Regions from separate parts of the Homo sapiens genome. Here region 2 is linked to region 1. Evidence: chromatin loops called from intact Hi-C (ENCODE). Cell type or tissue: PC-9. All regions are shown on one strand. Each heading gives the region's core, and the rest is flanking DNA. Links, peaks and the distances in the headings are about the cores only.

Evidence for each region. Peaks named below come from ENCODE experiments on the same cell type or tissue, not always from the same donor. Only the 100,000 strongest peaks of a DNase experiment are listed, where the experiment ranks them.
Region 2: it touches region 1 in a loop (14-fold over the local background); 1 of 110 quality-filtered maps calls a loop at or near these places.

Annotation. Positions count from the first base shown.
Region 1 is chr7:26,427,790-26,430,605 of GRCh38, reverse strand. The region is part of intron 1 of LINC02981 (long intergenic non-protein coding RNA 2981); the gene reads right to left. It overlaps LOC105375202 (a long non-coding RNA gene), which reads right to left and starts at 1,612. Exons shown (of 3, transcript XR_927126.3): 1 at 1,073-1,612; 2 at 632-754; 3 at 1-401. In PC-9, for the core only: no CTCF peak of the experiment used is centred there; a DNase peak (open chromatin) is centred at 1,265.
Region 2 is chr7:26,488,230-26,491,045 of GRCh38, reverse strand. All of the region lies in intron 1 of LINC02981 (long intergenic non-protein coding RNA 2981), which reads right to left. Among named protein-coding and RNA genes, the nearest start is that of KIAA0087, 49 kb to the left of the region's middle. In PC-9, for the core only: no CTCF peak of the experiment used is centred there; no DNase peak of the experiment used is centred there.

The DNA.
Region 1 (2,816 bases), core at 52-2,551:
GTGGAGAGGAAAGAGGAAGAAAAGGAAGTGATTTTTCTTCTCAATAGGCTTGCTCTTCTTGCTCTGGGTAGAATCAATGCAAGTGGGATTGAACTCATTCCCTAATATCCCCTTCCCTCCAAACTGCTTCCTTCCATTGTAAATAATTCAGACAAAATAAAATAATCATGTGCTGGTAATTACCACTACCCCTACCCCAAAAACAAATGCTTGCTGAAATGCCGCCCTTCTGATGTTGCAGCGACCGTGCCTGGGACCACCGTGATGGCGAGTTGAAGCTGAGATGTGTGGTGTGCAAAGGTGAGGGCAGGAGGGCTGTTTGGTCGTCTTTCCTGAGCAGAACGGCACTGAAATGCTACCACTGTGCCTCCCTGGAAATGGCTGGCGCTCTGCAAAGGGGCCTGGAAACAGCACAAATTTTAAGAGGCTGCTCTAAACCCAATTCCCCTTATTTTTCATTCTGATTTCCATATTTCTATCTTTGTGTATGAGAAGAAAGCTTTGACAGGCACCTCTAAGACACACGCAGGCACATACACACAAACACACAAGTATGCCTTTTCTCCTAGCTCATCTCTTCATATAATTTTTATTTAATGGGTTTATTTCTTCATACAAACACCTTGCTCACCTGTGCGCACCTCATTAACTGGAATCTTTAGGAGAGGAGTAAATGGTTGTTTTGCTTCAAAACATCAATAAAGTTCAGGGAGAGATGGCACAATGTACAATATGAGAATTAACATTGTCGATCCTGTAGAACAAAATGGTGGCAACTCACCAAAAAAGCAGGGAAGAAAAGGCTCCCCCAACAAAACAACACATGTGAGCAGAATAGGCTGTGTGGTAAAAGGCATCTCATTTGGGTACTGGTAATTTACGCAGAGATCTCTGCTTTTTGTTCTTTGCAAAAAGATTCTCCACAGACTCATCATCTTCATGGAGAATTAAAGAAGCTATAAACAATAATTTAGAAAACAGCATGGATAGGACTGTTATGATCCCAGCTTGTTATTGATACTTGGCATGTGGCCTTTAAATAAGATGCTGGAAATAAAGAGACTGAACTCACACACATGTAGACAGAATCTTGGCTCTTCCTTCTTGCCCTCAGTCACGCCTCTGAAGCCAGTGGGGAAGGCCCTGGGGAGCAGAGGGAAGTGGTCTTCGAAGCCCAAGTGTTCTCCAGGCTGCCCCAGTAGAATGGGAGAAGTCCATTCCTCTCTATGACTCATTCTTTTGTCATAGTCAACAGTGGCAGAAAGAAGAGTTTCTAAATTCGACCTGTCCAGTATGCTGGCCACTAGCTATGTGTGGCTATTGACACTTAATTAAAGCTAAAAAAAAAATTCAGTTCCTCAGTCACACTGGCCACATTTCAAGTGCTCAATAGCCACACGTGGCTAGTAGTTGCCGTATTGAATGGTGCAGACATAGAACATTCCATCATCTTAGAAAGCTCTATTGGACAAGGCTGCTCTAATGTCAACACACTGGAGAAATTTAGCAGGTGTGCTGAGCATCTAGGGAAAGTCTTTCTGAAGACAAGGTGTATTAGTCCATTTTCATACTGCTATAAAGAACTGCCCCAGACTGGGTAATTTATAAAGAAAGAGGTTTAATTTACTCACAGTTCAGCATGGCAGGGGAGGCCTCAGGAGACTTACAATCATGGCGGAAGGTGAAAGGGGAAGCAAGGTCTCTTCTTCACAAGGCAGCAGGAAGAAGAAGTGCCGAGTAAAGTGGGAAGAGCCCCTTATAAAACCATCAGATCTCGTGGGAACTCACTCACTATCACAAGAACAGCATGGAGGATGCCCTCATGATCCAATTACTTCCACCTGGTCTCTCCCTTGACATGTGGGGATTATGGGGATTACAATTCAAGATGAGATTTGGGTGAGGCACAATACCTAACCATATCAGAAGGGCATTAAAGGAATCCAACACTAAGTCACTTCCACATTTGGAAGTGGAATTTATTTGACTGTAAAAATAAGTAAATACACATGGGAAATAGGTGCAACACCCAGGGTTTAAAAAATCCTGCTTCTACCCCTTAATAAGCCTTAAGATATAACAGCAGGACATTTTCAAGTGTTTAGTAAATATATCTCTCAGTTTGGTTAATTTTCCCCTTCTATTTAATTGCTAACATGAGGAAGTTTTTGGAGAGAGAAAAAAGACCATATTCTGGGTGAAATTTTTTAATATTCTAAACAGAGAGTAGTAATTGCAATGAAAATATTTTAAAATTGTATTAAAATATTGCAAAATAGATTATGTGGAATAAATTCCAAAATATCAACATTTTATGAAAAGCCAAGATATGGTTCCTATGACTGTTCCACCAGCAAGAGGATCAGGGCCAGGCCTGAGGTTTTCTGTTCCCCACCTTCACCTCTGATTCTAAGGTGACTCCATCAGGGGCCAGAAACTGGGGCTGAATCTAGGGGTACAAATGACCCAGACAGAAAATGCCAGCCTCACAATTAACCCCGGAAGTGGGAAGAAAACCACTGGATGTACTGGAAGGGCTTTCAGCAGGGAGGGTGTGAGCCCAGGTGAACTCTTAATGCCGTGTATAACTCACTGGATATATTTCAAGATCAAAGCAATTCCTGGGCCAGGCATGGTGGCTCACACCTGTAATCCCAGCACTTTGGGAGGCCAAGGTGGGTGGATCACCTGAGGTCAGGAGCTTGAGACCAACCTGGCCAATATGGTGAAACCCCATCTCTACTAAAAATACAAAAAAAAAAATACCTGGGTGTAGTGGTGGGCTCCTGTAATCCCAGCTACTGGGGAGGCTGAGG
Region 2 (2,816 bases), core at 77-2,576, 60 kb before region 1:
GTCAAATAAACACCACAGGCCATGAGGACTAGGAGTGCTCAGGGACTAGAGAGGCTCTCCAAGGGCTAGGCTTTCTGGAAAAGCTTAGGGAATAGGTGGAAAACACCCAATGCCTTGCGGGATGGCTCAGAGAGGTGGAGAAGGGAGGAGCCTCAGGAGAGGTGGGGACACTTTGTACATGTATGACAGGAGCACACTCGTCCCAGCCCAGTGACTGAGGCTCAGATTCGGCAGACTCAGCAGGGCAGCTGTTGGGCATGCAGCCATTCCTGCTTGCTCCTCCATGGCATGGTGCACCCAGAGCTGCCTCACAGGCTGCTGAGTTATGTCTTTTAAGCCAACACTTGGCTTCTGCCCTGAGCTAAGCTTCTGACTGGCTTTGTGAAGGATTACCATGGTATTTCCAATCCTTCACACAGCATCTTTGTGATCCAAACCAAAAGTGCTTTTGGCTCAAGTCTCGCAGGTTCCCAAACCCACCCATCACTAGTATTCTTACTTTCTTCTCTGAGCATCTCAAATTTGCATTTTCTTTTCTGTGTCATTCGCTACTGCCTCACCCCAGGCACTATCCCCTGCAGGGCTCACCACATTTAGATTACTATGGCCTCTCCCACTGCCCCAGCTGGTCTTCATAAGAAACTCATTCACTAAAAGATTTGAAAATGTGCACACCTTTTGACCCATTAATTCCATTTTTCAAAATTTATCGATGACTAACTTATCTTTTCTACTCATTCTTTTGTTTGTTCATTCAGTGTGAACCAGGAGACTTTCTAAGTGCCAGGGCTACACAATGATGAACAAGCCAGAAACTCCAGGCCCTGACAGAGCTTATAGTCTAGGTCATTTGTTTGTTTTTCCCCTCAATACACACACATACATATATATATATATATGCGCCCTTGGGCAAGACACATCTGTCGTGCTCTGAGAGATAGTATGCGGTCACTGTGTCATACCATAAAATAAAAGCCCATTGACCACACCGCAGACACAAAATGACAGTTGCAGAGGGAATAAGAAGGAAAACTGTTTCAGGTTAGGTTTTCAAACAGTGTGCCACACCCCAAGAGCCTCAGGGGTGGGCTGGAACTGGGTGGGATGTGGGCACTGGCAGAAAGAGGAAGGGACACTTCATTTGTGTATCACCTGCGGGACTCTCCTGTTCTCAGCACCCCCCTGCCCCACCTCTCCAACCAAGCAGTTCTTCATCATTTTCTCCATGGCACTCAGGGGCTTCTTAGTAAGATCTATTACTATTTGAACAGAATGTTCTGTGACTGAAAAAGTTTGAAACCACTAGTTGTCTCAAGGTTCTTAAAGTGCTTCTATATTTAGTCTGGAAATCTTCCAGACTAGAAGATTTCCAGCCCCCTGCTGCCCCAATTCCCTTTAAATTCTCTAGCTTTTTATGTTTCATTAATGGGCTTTAGTGATATCTGATACATGTTGGGTGTGTAATTCATGGGCAATAATATATGGACATGGACATGATAAGTAACAAAATCTCATCAACCGTGCAAACATGCTAGACACTCAAAGTCCTCAAACAATTCTGCTCAATATTTAGCAGAGGGAAAAACTAGCTTAGTTAGGAACACAACAAAAACAGCAAAAATGTTAGCAGTTTTAACAATTTGACATGCAGCCTAGATGGTGTTATTTGGCATTTTATATACTATTTGCTAAGTTTCCACAATGTGCTAGATAGCAAACTCTCTGCTCTGATTCTGGAGCCAATAGATTTTATAACCACACTTTCATCATTCACATACCACCATTGTGATTTTTTTAACTGAAGGCCACTTGTACTACTATATATTTAATTTAAGCAATTATTTTGTATTTAAATAAATTTATTTTAAAAGAAACCTTTTTATCACTACCTATACATAGAAGACCAAAAACATTTGCCATAATAGAAGGTAACTGTAACAAATTCACAACGATGAAAACAGTAATTTTTTTGTGTAGCATTTACTATCCCCTTTGGTTTCACCAGGGATATGGGCACTGCATTTTGGGAAACATTGTTTGAGCTCATACCATCACAGTATTCAGCTAAGAAATTAAAAACAGGTGTTGTTTGTCTTTGTCCCCGCCACCTCATCCTACAAACCCCCTGCTCCCGCACACCCACATCCCCGCTCCCCTCTAAGCATTCCCTTGCTCTAAGCTAGCCCACAACCAGTCATTGATAAGGTATTAAACTATCACCTTATCATTTTTGCATATGGATAACAGACGAATTTTTCAAAACTCAAATATCAGATCTTTATTGGAATTTTGGATATAATGCAAGAGAATTATATCATTTAATTCAAAGCACATACAACAGGTGATCGACTAACCACTCCTACTCATAAACCAGTCCTCATGCCTCTCCACAGGCTCATTTTTAGATTTCCCCCAAAACACAGAAATTTGCCCAAGAATGGATTAAAGCCTTCAGGGTCAGACAGATAATGGTATTTTCAGATTGTGATGACACTCTAGAAAAAAAAAATATGGCTCAACCATTTCATTAGCCTATACCTTATTGTAACCACATCTATAGCTACCTTCTTCCCCCAACCCACCCAGGAGAGCAGGAGGGGGAACTGGTCATGGAGACTGGAGATTGAATTTACATCAGTGGTGTGGTTGTCACGCATTGTTCTCTCTTACATTCTGAAAGTCTTTCCTCCCTGGCTGTTCATTATGAAATCCTCCACCCAAGGGACTTTGGGAGCATTGTGGCATGTCAGATTTTCCAGGAAGCAGACTCTGAAATAAGATTGTGTCCAGGGGGCCTATTGGAGAGTTGTCCAATA